Linked DNA regions of Homo sapiens: all the other regions are linked to region 3. Evidence: chromatin contacts called from ENCODE Hi-C or POLR2A ChIA-PET data. All regions are on one chromosome and are shown on one strand. The core of a region is the stretch at or near the end of the contact, and the rest is flanking DNA. Distances in the headings are between cores, read along the strand shown.

The links. Hi-C counts contacts between places; a loop is a spot of excess contacts on that map. ChIA-PET counts read pairs that join two places held with the same protein, here RNA polymerase II (POLR2A). Pooled maps may share reads with other maps.
Region 1: a loop to region 3 is called in a pooled map, with 10 times the contacts of the local background. The contact joins the promoter of EIF5-DT here to the promoter of PAPOLA in region 3. A Hi-C loop is called at or near these places in 5 of 50 pooled maps. POLR2A ChIA-PET finds 5 or more read pairs at or near these places in 2 of 52 experiments (GM12878 and activated T-cell).
Region 2: a loop to region 3 is called in a map with no recorded cell type, with 10 times the contacts of the local background. The contact joins the promoter of CALM1 here to the promoter of PAPOLA in region 3. A Hi-C loop is called at or near these places in 2 of 37 single-sample maps with no recorded cell type and 8 of 50 pooled maps. POLR2A ChIA-PET finds 5 or more read pairs at or near these places in 1 of 52 experiments (OCI-LY7).
Region 4: a map with no recorded cell type shows a loop between it and region 3 (9-fold over the local background). The contact joins the promoter of GPR68 here to the promoter of PAPOLA in region 3. A Hi-C loop is called at or near these places in 2 of 37 single-sample maps with no recorded cell type and 2 of 50 pooled maps.

Annotation. Positions count from the first base shown.
Region 1 is chr14:103,333,322-103,336,021 of GRCh38, forward strand. EIF5-DT (EIF5 divergent transcript) reads right to left here and starts at 1,339. Exons shown (of 1, transcript NR_158216.2): 1 at 1-1,339. It overlaps EIF5 (eukaryotic translation initiation factor 5), which reads left to right and starts at 916. Exons shown (of 12, transcript NM_001969.5): 1 at 916-939; 2 at 1,068-1,276; 3 at 2,332-2,611. The coding sequence starts at 2,540. RefSeq lists an enhancer at 372-491 and silencers at 812-1,231, 1,372-1,421, 1,532-1,771.
Region 2 is chr14:90,395,624-90,398,323 of GRCh38, forward strand. CALM1 (calmodulin 1) reads left to right here and starts at 1,406. Exons shown (of 6, transcript NM_006888.6): 1 at 1,406-1,610. The coding sequence starts at 1,608. RefSeq lists silencers at 1,098-1,517, 1,798-1,957, 1,968-2,517, 2,598-2,667 and enhancers at 1,202-1,496, 1,618-1,667.
Region 3 is chr14:96,501,050-96,503,779 of GRCh38, forward strand. PAPOLA (poly(A) polymerase alpha) reads left to right here and starts at 1,333. Exons shown (of 22, transcript NM_032632.5): 1 at 1,333-1,551. The coding sequence starts at 1,544. PAPOLA-DT (PAPOLA divergent transcript) reads right to left here and starts at 1,277. Exons shown (of 1, transcript NR_122121.1): 1 at 599-1,277. RefSeq lists enhancers at 38-634, 635-1,229, 1,147-1,406, 1,230-1,825 and silencers at 745-1,088, 1,527-1,646.
Region 4 is chr14:91,243,382-91,246,081 of GRCh38, forward strand. GPR68 (G protein-coupled receptor 68) reads right to left here and starts at 1,323. Exons shown (of 2, transcript NM_001177676.2): 1 at 916-1,323. RefSeq lists enhancers at 1,020-1,521, 1,041-1,090.

The sequences.
Region 1 (2,700 bases), core at 89-2,588, 6.8 Mb after region 3:
GCCCACTAGGAGAAAGGTGACAAGAGAAGCACGAAGGATAGCGCTTTTCAACCCTGGGAGAGCAGGGAGGCCTTCACCAGAAGGTGGGAACCCACCACGAAGCGCCTTCAGGAGGCCCCAGGATTCCAAACCAATTAAGGGCCTCCTCTTCCGAAAACGGGAGGCGACGCGCTGAGCTAAGCGCGCAGGCTGGGTTGCGGGCCGACACCGAGGCGGCGCGGCCTCGCGACCGCCCTGGGCGGTCACTGGCGAGTCACGGACTCGTTCCGCCAGCGGCCAATCCACCCCGAGTCCGAAACAGAAGACGTCCCTGGGATGAAAGACCCAGGCCTGGGGCTTAAGGTGGAAAAACAACTCATTCCTCGAGGCCCGGAGTCGGGCGTCCCGGGAGAACGGGAAAGGGAGATGAGCGCCCGCTGCGGGGAGAACGCGGTCGGGTTCCTCTCCCCGAAGGTGGCAGCCGCAAAAACACGGCCTCGAAAGCAGTTTCGAGGACGATGGCTCCTGCGTCCCGGGAGTCGCCATGACGCCGCGGCCTGTCCCAGACCCGGCGAGGGAGGGGACCAACCACCATCTCCCCCTCAAGGCCCAAACCGACAAAGAACGGCCCCCGGTACCCCGGCCCCGCCACCAGGGCCACTCCGGGTCTCGCGAGACCCAAGGGCTGCGCCGCGAAGACCTCTGGGAAAGGCGGGGGGAGGGGAGAGGAAGGAAGCGAGACCGGGGCTGGAGGCGGGCCGAGGCCGCGAGTTGAGCCTCAGGAAGCAGAAGGGGCGCGGAAAGATGCGATTGACGTCGCAAGCGAACCAATGACGAGCGAGCTGTGGCAGGCCTCCAGCCAATGGGCAGTGAGGCCTGACGCGGGGGGCGGACGCTGGGGCCGAGGGTAGCTTGAGCGCGGCGGCGGCGTTGTTCAGTCAGAGCGAGAACATTCCAGAGGTGAGTCCGGTGAAGGGGCGGCCCCCTGCCCGGTGCTTCCCGCCCCCTCGACCCCTCGGGCCGCTGGCTGGCGGGGAAGGTGCACTCCCCGACCGCCCACGGCTCACGGCGCCGTCTCTCCGCGCCAGGTCGCCCAGCTCCGGCGCTGACGGGTGTGGACCGCGGACGTCGCTGGGACAGCCCCTCCCCGCTGCTCGGCGGCGGCACCTGGCCCGGCCGCTCCTCGCTGCGCTTCGCCTCCGCCTCCTCGGACTCGGACTCGGGTTTATATCGCGCCTCACTTCATCCCAGTCCCGGGCGAGCAGCGTTGGGTTTATGTCTTTATTTGACGAAAACGGTGAGTCGCGGGCGCGGCGGGCCAGGAGATGGCGGCCGCACAAGATGGCGGCGGCCGCCGCGTGACCCCGCCGCGGCGTGTGGCGCAGTTTGGGCGGACGGCGGGCGGGCGCGGGCCCGGGCGCCGGCCGCCCCCTCCCCGCGCGCTCCCCGGCCCGGCCTCGCCCCCTCCCCGGCATGGCGGGAGCGCGTCGCGCGTGCCCGCCGCTCGGGCTGACTCAGGCTTCAGCTGCTGCATTTGTGAGTCATCGCGCGCTCTGGGGCGGGGGCGGCCCGATCCCGGCACCCCTCGGCCGTGTGTCGCTTCCCGGCTGTGCACCCTCCGGGGCCGCCGGCTCTCGGGGGACGCGCTGGGGATGGGGCCAGACGCCCCGGTCGCGCGCCCCCCTCCTTCGCGGAGCTGCCCGGTTCGCCAGCCCCCGCGGAAACGCCTCGGAGCGCGGTAGCCATGGGGACCAGGGCGAAGGTTAACCGAGTATTTGAATAGCGAGGAAAAGGGAGGCCGGGGCGAGCCTGGCGTTCGCTCGCGCTCTCTTGCTTAATGGCAAATTGTGGGCGAGCGCTGCGTTTAAGGAAGTGCTGCTTTGAAGTAAGCCATGGTTGCCGAAGCAACGATTAGTTGTAGAGAACAGTTCCCTAGGTTGCCCTTAAAAATGAAGACGAACGGGGGTGTGCCTGAGAAGTTTGCTTATCCAGGCGGGGTGGGCGGCGGAGAGGGCTCGGGTTCGTTCTTCAGCACTTCCAGGATGGCCGCAGAGGCAAACCTGCTGATTGCCCTCGGTCTGATGGAATCTCACGGCGGCTGAGGCAGCACAGCTTGTGTTTTCTTGTCAGGCATTTCCCTACCAGTCACAGCTTAGTCGAAATGGAGGCCTTTTTATGTTCCCGCAGATTGTACTGTGTTACATGAGAATGGCTGTTTGCATGTGATCTCAGATGCTTTTTAAGGTGGAGTTAAGCAGAAGCATAACTAGGATGTAAAAAGGAGGCGTTTCCATCCAGCGATGATGTTAAACCTGGGGGGATTTTTGTGTGTTCTTTCCCTTTTTCTTTCAGAGCTGTTGCGCAGCCATTGGTACCTGTATTGGGGAAACATAGCATACAAGCAAGAAGCTTACAGCCTCAGTGGCGAAAATTTTTTCATGTCAGAGACCGAGAACTCTTGCAGTCGTTTATGTCATCCCTTCTTCTCCAGACAGAAGATACCAAAAAGTTGCAATCAAAGATCTCTTCATCTTATTGATAAAGCCACTAATAAGCCAAAATGTCTGTCAATGTCAACCGCAGCGTGTCAGACCAGTTCTATCGCTACAAGATGCCCCGTCTGATTGCCAAGGTAATAAACTGCTCTTCAATTTAGTTGATAGCTCTTTTTGTAGAATTTTGAAGTTTGCATTTGTCAGGGGAAACTGCACAACTAAAATT
Region 2 (2,700 bases), core at 156-2,655, 6.1 Mb before region 3:
TGGCATTTGCAATGTGCCTGTACATTTTTCCTTTTTTAAAAAACATATTCCTGCAGACTTTGTTGAAAGCAGAAACAAACACAAGCAAGCAAAGCCCTTTCTAGCACAGCATGTTAATCACACACTTTGCCATATTCTGTGAAACAGTAAGCAAATGATAACCTCCAACTGTTGCCCGGGCCCTGTAAAACAGAAGATCAAATTCTGTGTTCTGCCTTGGCAAGAAAAGAAACTGCAGCATTTTGTCTAGATTTTTACAAGTCCTGGGGTTCACATTACTGGCTGAAATTGTTCTTTCTCTACTTTACAGAAAAATGGAAAACACTAGTAAACTTAAAGATTTAAATATTATTTTAAAAGGAATATAATAAAAAATGGAAAACACTAGTATATTTAAAGATTTAAATAGTCTTTTAAAAGGAATATAATCAAAACTGTAGTTTAAAATACAATCTAGCTCCATAAGAGAGGCAATTGGCTGTGTGTTCCACTTGTAATGCAGAGGATTTGAAGCATCTATTTTTTCCCTTGTTTCTATGGATTTATGAATAAAGACTCTGACCCTTCTCAGGATCAGGAAAATTACGAAAAATTTAAAGCCTGGGTTTAAGGTCTGTAGAAGCTGCACAGGTACACTAATTTTAGTAAGACGGGCGCCAGGAAAAAGAACAAAATAGTAGGGGAGAAATATTCAGGCATCCTAAAAAATATTCAGTGGAAACGTAAAAACATTAAAGACTGATTAAACATCGCAGCATGACACAGATTTAGCAACTGAGCATAAATAATTTGACTCGGATACTGCTCCAAAATCCGAAGAGGACCAATTTCTTCCAGGAGGACAACTACCTCGTCCTCTGCAGACCCCTCTCCTCGGCAGCTGAAGGAGTGTGGCCAATCTGCCTCCACCTCCCCGCGGACCCCCTACTCTCAGGACCTCCTGCAGCACCCCAAACTGGAAGTGGCCGCTGCAGACCCAAGGACGAGGGGCACGCGGGAGCCGGCAGCCCTAGTGGAGCGGTTGGAGATGTTGAGGTGGGAGGGTCACCCAGGTGGGGTGAGGCTGGGGTAGGTAGCGGAGTGAACGGCTTCCGAAGCTCTGGGCCGCCCCCAGGTTGGACTAAGCAGGCGCTCTGTCTTCGCCCCCGCCCAGGGTGGGCGTCTCCTGAGGACTCCCCGCCACACCTGACCCGAGACCGCGCGCCCAGCCTAGAACGCTTCCCCGACCCAGCGTAGGGCCGCCGCGACTGGCGCGCAGGGGGCGGCGGGAGGCCTGGCGAACCCGGGGGCGGGACCAGGCGGGCAAGGCCCGGCTGCCGCAGCGCCGCTCTGCGCGAGGCGGCTCCGCCGCGGCGGAGGGATACGGCGCACCATATATATATCGCGGGGCGCAGACTCGCGCTCCGGCAGTGGTGCTGGGAGTGTCGTGGACGCCGTGCCGTTACTCGTAGTCAGGCGGCGGCGCAGGCGGCGGCGGCGGCATAGCGCACAGCGCGCCTTAGCAGCAGCAGCAGCAGCAGCGGCATCGGAGGTACCCCCGCCGTCGCAGCCCCCGCGCTGGTGCAGCCACCCTCGCTCCCTCTGCTCTTCCTCCCTTCGCTCGCACCATGGTAGGTCGGGAGTGGCAAATGCCGGCGTAGCAGCTGCCCGAGATTTCTTCCCAGATTTCTAGTTGTTTTGTTTGTTTTTTGTTTGTTTTTGGTTCTTGGAGGTTTTTCTTTTCTGAGTGTTACGCAGCAGCTGCGCTTAAAGGAGGTTGCATTTTGGATTTGCATCTCGGCGACCTCTGCCAGGGAGCTTCATTTATTGGTTCCCCTTGGAGCTGGACTTGGTCGTAGGCCGTCCACGGGCAGGGGCTCCGGCCGCAACTGCAGCGGGGGTTTCTGCATCCAATCCCCCTGCCCCCCGCCCAGCCCCGCACCCACTGCATCCACTAGCGCCGCACCCGGGCTGCCTGCAGCGCAGCGTTTCGGCCTGGGAGCCGGGCGGGGCCGGGCACTAGACCCCCCCCCCCGGCCCGCCCCTCCCCACCCCGCTTCTCCGCCGGCGCGAAGGTGGCAGGTCGGGCGGGCAGTGGAGAATGAATGGGCTGGAGCTGGCCGGTGGCGCACATTGTTCCGGCCGGGTGTTGAGGGGCGCAGTCAGCGCCCGCCACCTCCCCACTTTGGCCGGCCCTGCTGGGCGCCCTCCCTCGGTCGCTCTCCCCTCCTTCTTCCCGGGGGGCGCGGCGCGGGCGTGGGCTGGGAAGGAAGGAGCCGGGGAAGGGTGGGGTTGGGGGCAGGAAGGCGAGGGGTTGGGGGCGGAGAGGGCGGAAGCGGCGGCCGGGCCGCCCTGCGCCCGGGCGGGGCCCTGCGGTGTGGCCGTGGCTTGTTCCTGCCGCTTTCGCACCCTGCGGCCCCCCACCCAGTGCAGCAGTGCGGGCGGGCGTGAGCCTCGGTGCACCAGGAGGCACTTCCCGCGGGAGGCGCTGGGCTCGCGCTAATTGGGGCGGGGGGGGGGGGCGGCGGGGGAGGAGGGAACTGGCGCGCGGCTTGGTTTCCATTAGAGACGCAAAGTTTCTGCTCCGGGAGGAGGCGGCGGCGCCGCGGGCTCGTCGCCTGGGGGAGCAGAAGCGGGTGGGAGGTGCGGGTGGCCTTGGCCTCAGCCCTGGTGCGCGGGGGCCGGGGGTGGTGACCCTCCTGGCCGAGGAGGGGCGGCGTC
Region 3 (2,730 bases), core at 83-2,582:
TTCGTCGAACTGACACCCGTGCGTATTTTGCACTTCCAGTGCCTCCTAAACGAACTAGCCTCATTTCAAGTGCTCAGTGGCCCTAAGTGGCCAAGGGGCTACACTAATGGACAGGGCAGGTCTAGGTCCTGTGTTTTTCCCATTCGGAGTCACCAGTCCTACTAGACATTCTGTGAAAAAAGGGAAAGCCTTTGTGAAACTTCCTGAGGACTCACAAATGCACATTATTACATTTAGAGTTTAGAACTTTGGTTAAGGCAGCGTCCTGTATTTGATTCTTTCCCTCTTCCTCTCCGCTAACCCCCTATGTGACACCGTAGAACTTATAATTCGTTCTAATTCGCAGATGGAGGGCATATGAGAGAGGAGGCTCTGCCTCAAACACTTTCTCAAACTTTTGCCGAGGGGTGGCGAGAAGGTAGACTTCCAGGTCCCACCCGATATAGATTAAGGGCTGGAAACACAGTCAAGGGGAAATTATGACCAAGACAACCTTTGCTAAAATGCCAGCGGTGACTGCCATTGATGTTCCTATAAAAGGTCAGCTCTGTCAGGAAGTTCCAGTGCATCATTTGTTCAAAAGTAAAATCAGCCCGTGTTCCAGAATTCGCGGACTGTCGTCAGTCCTAACCTACACATTTATTCGTTCAACAAATATTTCAGCGCCTGGGTCAGGCATCAGGAATACACTGGTGGTTAAAACAGACGGAAAGCTCCATCTGGTGGGACGCAGTCTGGGAGGGAAAGGGAGTCCTGGGGACATGTTTTCGTCGGCTCTAGGCTAAGCACCTCTCGCCGTAGCACACGGGGTCGGCACCGCTGCCCGGCGAAGTACTTGTTACTTTGCAGTCCAGTACGAAGCGGCGGAGTAACCGGTTCCAACCCAAGGCAGCGACTCATGCGAGTCGTTCTAAGCGCCGCGCTGGGGGGTACATACGGTGCACGCGTGGGTGCCTCACCCCCTGGCAGCGCCTCCAGGGACGCTGCTCCGGGAAAGAGCAGCCGCCGCGACCTCAGGCGGCGGGAAAGGTGGGACCTCACAATGCGCCGGAAGCGGTGCCTCGTGGCTTGGGATCTCTCCGGGTTCTTCCTTGCGCCGTCCACGCCGCACTGCCCACGAGGGCGTCCCCGCCCGAGGGACAACTCACCGCCCGGGGCCTCCCTGAGCGTTCCCTTCCACCATCTGACACCCACTGCTAAGTGTGAGAGGACCCAGGGGGTAATTGCCGGGCCGCAGGCGGCCTTAGGAACTCCGCTTCCCGTGAGGCTTCGCGGCGGACGGCGCTGGTGCGCAGGCGCACGCACGGCGTGCGTGGTGGCGTCAGCAGTTCTAGAACGTTGCTGTGGTAGCGCTCGGGCGCCATGTTAGGACGAAGGGGAAGGAGGAGAAGCGCTTAAAGCGGCGGGAGCGGTGCGGGAGAGGGGTTGGACCCAGGGCTGAGGCAGGCCCCCCCCTCCCTCCCGCCTCAGTGGATCATGCCCAGGGCGGCAGCGGCGGCGGTTGCGGGGGGGAAGTGACTGGGCGGTGCCGGCGCCGGAGACGATGCCGTTGTAAGTAATTTGTATTCTGTTTTCTTTCGCTCGCCGGCTGGGCCTTGGGGGGCGTCCGGGAAGGGGAAGAGGTAGGCGGAGAGGGTGGCACGCGAGCCCGACCCTCCCCGCTGGTAGGAGGCAGGCAGGACTGGGGACCTTCCTGTTTCCTCGCTCGCTCGCCGCCGCACTTCCCCCCGTGTGCTGGGTTCCCGCGTCCCCCGACCCTTCCTGGCTGGGTCAGCTGCCGTCGGGCCGGGGGCCTTCCCCTTCCGGAATTGCTGGCGGAACCTCTAACTCGCCCGGCCACTCCAGCTTCTCCGCCCCGTCCACAAAGAAAATCAAAACAACCCGAAAACAAAACATTGCCTGGTGGTGGGGAACCACGACCCTGCTGCACGCGGGATCAGCACTTGGGGTTCGGGCTCGCTCTCGGCGCCCCTCGGGCCCATTCGATGTTGCTTTTCTGTTCCTGGTCTGTCTCAGTTTGCTCACTCTCTTCCTCCCATTTCCAGATGCCTGTCTTGTGCGCCGGAGTTAGCCCCTTTCCACTGACCTTGTCTGAATGTAGGAGCACGAGTTAAAAGCCCAGCTTTGAGCGTTGAGTCCGCCTGCCTCCACCTCCGCCTCCCTAGCATTCACAGGCGGTCGGAGAAGGGGGCACTTCACAGGGTGCCCTCCTCCAAAACGACTTATGTATTGCTTTCCCTGTTTTGTTTTGATGGGGTAACCAGGTTTCATTCTGTTTCCTTCTTTCTCTATCTCTGGTGATACTTTTTTTTTCCTGGTTGTAAGGCTTGAAGCTAGTCTCTTTATGCTTTCTAATGCCACTGCGCCTTTTTCTTTTCTTGGTGGGTTTTTAAAAAGTTTTTTTCTCCCCTCCCCCTTTCTGATAATGAGATATAATTTGGCAGCTCATTGCCAGTAGATTACGGATTTTTTTTTTCCTGCAAATATACAGCATTGTAGAGGCCTAAATAGTGAGACTGCATTTCTTCCATTTTTGAATATTGAAGCGTAAGAGTGCCTCTTTGAGACCAGGGACCGAGTTTTCTTCATCTTAGTAGCCTCAAAACGCAACATGTAATTGACACTCAAAGTTTTGGTTAAATTCAGGATAAAGATTTTTGTGGTTTCTAGACATCGAATGTAGTAACTCAGGTCTATTTTTTTTTTGTAAGTAAGGATAATTTCTTTAGC
Region 4 (2,700 bases), core at 73-2,572, 5.3 Mb before region 3:
TGGGAAGGCATTGGAGAAAAGAATCAAAATAACACTTTATTACCCAGCTAAAAAATTGAGAAAAACTATAGAGTGACTCAACGCCTGAAAGCAAATCTTTAGCAAATGCAAATCAGCATAGAGGTCTCTGAGGACTTTAATGACCAAGAGAAATTAAGCTCCCAACAGGAAGGAAAGGCCTCTCTGACTAAGCTAGGAGTCTCTTGCATGTCCCAAGTCAGAAGGCGGAGGTGCCTAAATGCTGGATTCCAGCTGGCACATAAATAGTGATCTAACTCGCCCCCCCTTTCGTGCAGCACACACCGGCACGCACACAGACAGTTACTCATGGTGCCAGGGCTGCTCACGGAACCCCAAACCCACAAGAGCTGGGGAGTTTCCCCAGGGCCCAGCTTCCTTTTCCTTCAGTTGGCCAAACCTCTGCATGCTTTAAGCAAGGCTGTTTCATTTTCTGAAAGTGCTTTATTTTTCCCTCTGAGGAGAGGGGAAACATCAGGATGCATTTTTCCTTAGTCCCCATTTTCCCCCCAGATCGCCTCACTCCAGCAACAACGTGGACCATAGCATCTCACTTCTAGAACCCTTGTCACTGTTTCAAAGGTCAGTCCCATCTGGGCCCACGAAGTCCCTGTGAGTCAGGTGGGCTGGCATTGCTAAGCCATTTCTCAGAACCTGAAGCCCAGAGAGGCTAATGCAGGGAGGCTCAAACTCACACAGTCAGTTGGGGTGGATCTGAATCCAGAACCCACGTGTCTAGGCACCAACTTGCTGCCTTTGAGCTTTTTGGATCACAAGCAATAGCAAGAAATACACCTGACATCGCGACCCAGAACACAGACACACACACACACACACACACACACACACACACACACATCTGTACAAAGCAACAAACTTCCCCAAAGCAATACTTACCCTACTTCTTGCCACGCACTCTGATCATTTCTATTCTATTTCAATTTTTTAAATGCAGGTCATGAGCTATGAAGTTGATTTACTGACCCATGAATGGGTCACAACCCGCAGTTTGGAAACAGCTGGATGGACCCCCACCTGTGCTTTCCAGCTTCTCCTAGAGCCTCAGGGCCCCAGGAAGGCAGTGTGGTCTCTGCAACCAGGTGAGGAGCAGGCAGCTGCTGAAATCAGGATGGAGGGAGTCCTCTGAGGGGGGACTCTGAAACGAGTCCTCTCTGACTCTGCCTGCCCCAGCTAGGCTCTGCCTTCAAACCTCAAACAGCTGGGCTTCCTGCAGAGGCTCTGCAGGAGCCTGGGCACCCTTGCAGCCACGATCCCAGCTCTCCCTCCAGCGACTTCCCGCAGCCTGAACCTCCCAGCTCCGGCTAGAAAATCCCCAGCTGGAGGCTGCCCATTCCCGAGCTGAGGCAGAATCATGTGAACTCCAATCTGGTGTCAGGCTGGGCGGTTGCCGAGGAACCACTCGCCAGCCAGAGGCTGAGGGCGGCGGAATGGCTCTCTCCACGCATCTTCCTCTGCTCTCCATGCAACCCAGAGTCAGTGAGCAGCCTCGCTGGGAATGTGAAAGCCTGAGCTAGGGGCAGGTGCCCTCAGGACTGTGGTGGGGGGATACAGGAGGAGGGGGTGGGCTAATTCTAGCCACCTTTCAGCACCTACAGGATACCGGGATCCAGGCAAGGGTGGGGGAAGCCGCCAACATCTGGGTCACTGGGGCTCAACCCTGGCCATGTGCATGAGAACATACCTGGGAGCCTACAAAAAAAATACCAATGCCCGGGCCCCACCCGGGGCTGGTTAAATCATGTTTCCTGGAAGTGACGTGCCAGCATCAGTGGCTCTAAAGCTCCCTGGACTGTTCTAAAGTGCAGTGAAGGTGGGCAGCCACGGATGTGGTGAAGCAGGTAGGATCCTGTTTGGCAGAGCAGCAGAGCGAAGGCAGTGGAGCTAAGGCTCTGGGCATCAGTAAGGATAGGGCGGGCATCAATGTTTTCAACTGTGTCGGTCCCCAGAGAAGGAATCAAGCCCAGGGCTCTGGCCCCGGGGGCCCTTCTGGCTCTCAGGAGCACTTACTAAACTCCCTCCCTCACACACATAACACGGAGGATGGAAAGGCCCAGCATTTTGGCGTAACCACCTCCCTCCAAGGCAGACTCCTTGGAAGCTGATTATAAGCTACGTTGCCAGAGCCAGGAAGCCAACAGATACGGTGCATGGGGCCACTGGGGGTGCGAGTCCTTCCTGCTGGAAGTGGCCAGAGCCCTGTGCTTGGTCCCTGCTCTGGGGACCAACACAGTTTAAAACACTGATGCCCATCTTATTCATGCCAAGAGCCTTGGCTCCACTGCCCTCACTCTGTTGGTAGGGGGTCTAAGGAAATCCCCTTCAGTGGGGCCTGGGCCCTCCAAGCAAATGCTACCACATAGCAGGCCTTTTAAAAACTATTTCCGGCCAGGTGCGGTGGCTCACGCCTGGAATCCTAGCACTTTGGGAAGCCGAGGCGGGTGGATCACCTGAGGTCAGGAGTTGGAGACCGGCCTGGTCAACATGGTGAAACCCCATCTCTATTAAAAATACAAAAATTTGCTGGGGGTGGTGGCGCATGCCTGTAATCCTAGCTACTCGGGAAGCTGAGGCAGGAGAATCACTTGAACCTGGGAGGCAGAGGTTGCGGTGAGCTGAGATCATGCCATTGCACTCCAGACTGGGCGACAAAAGCGAAACTCC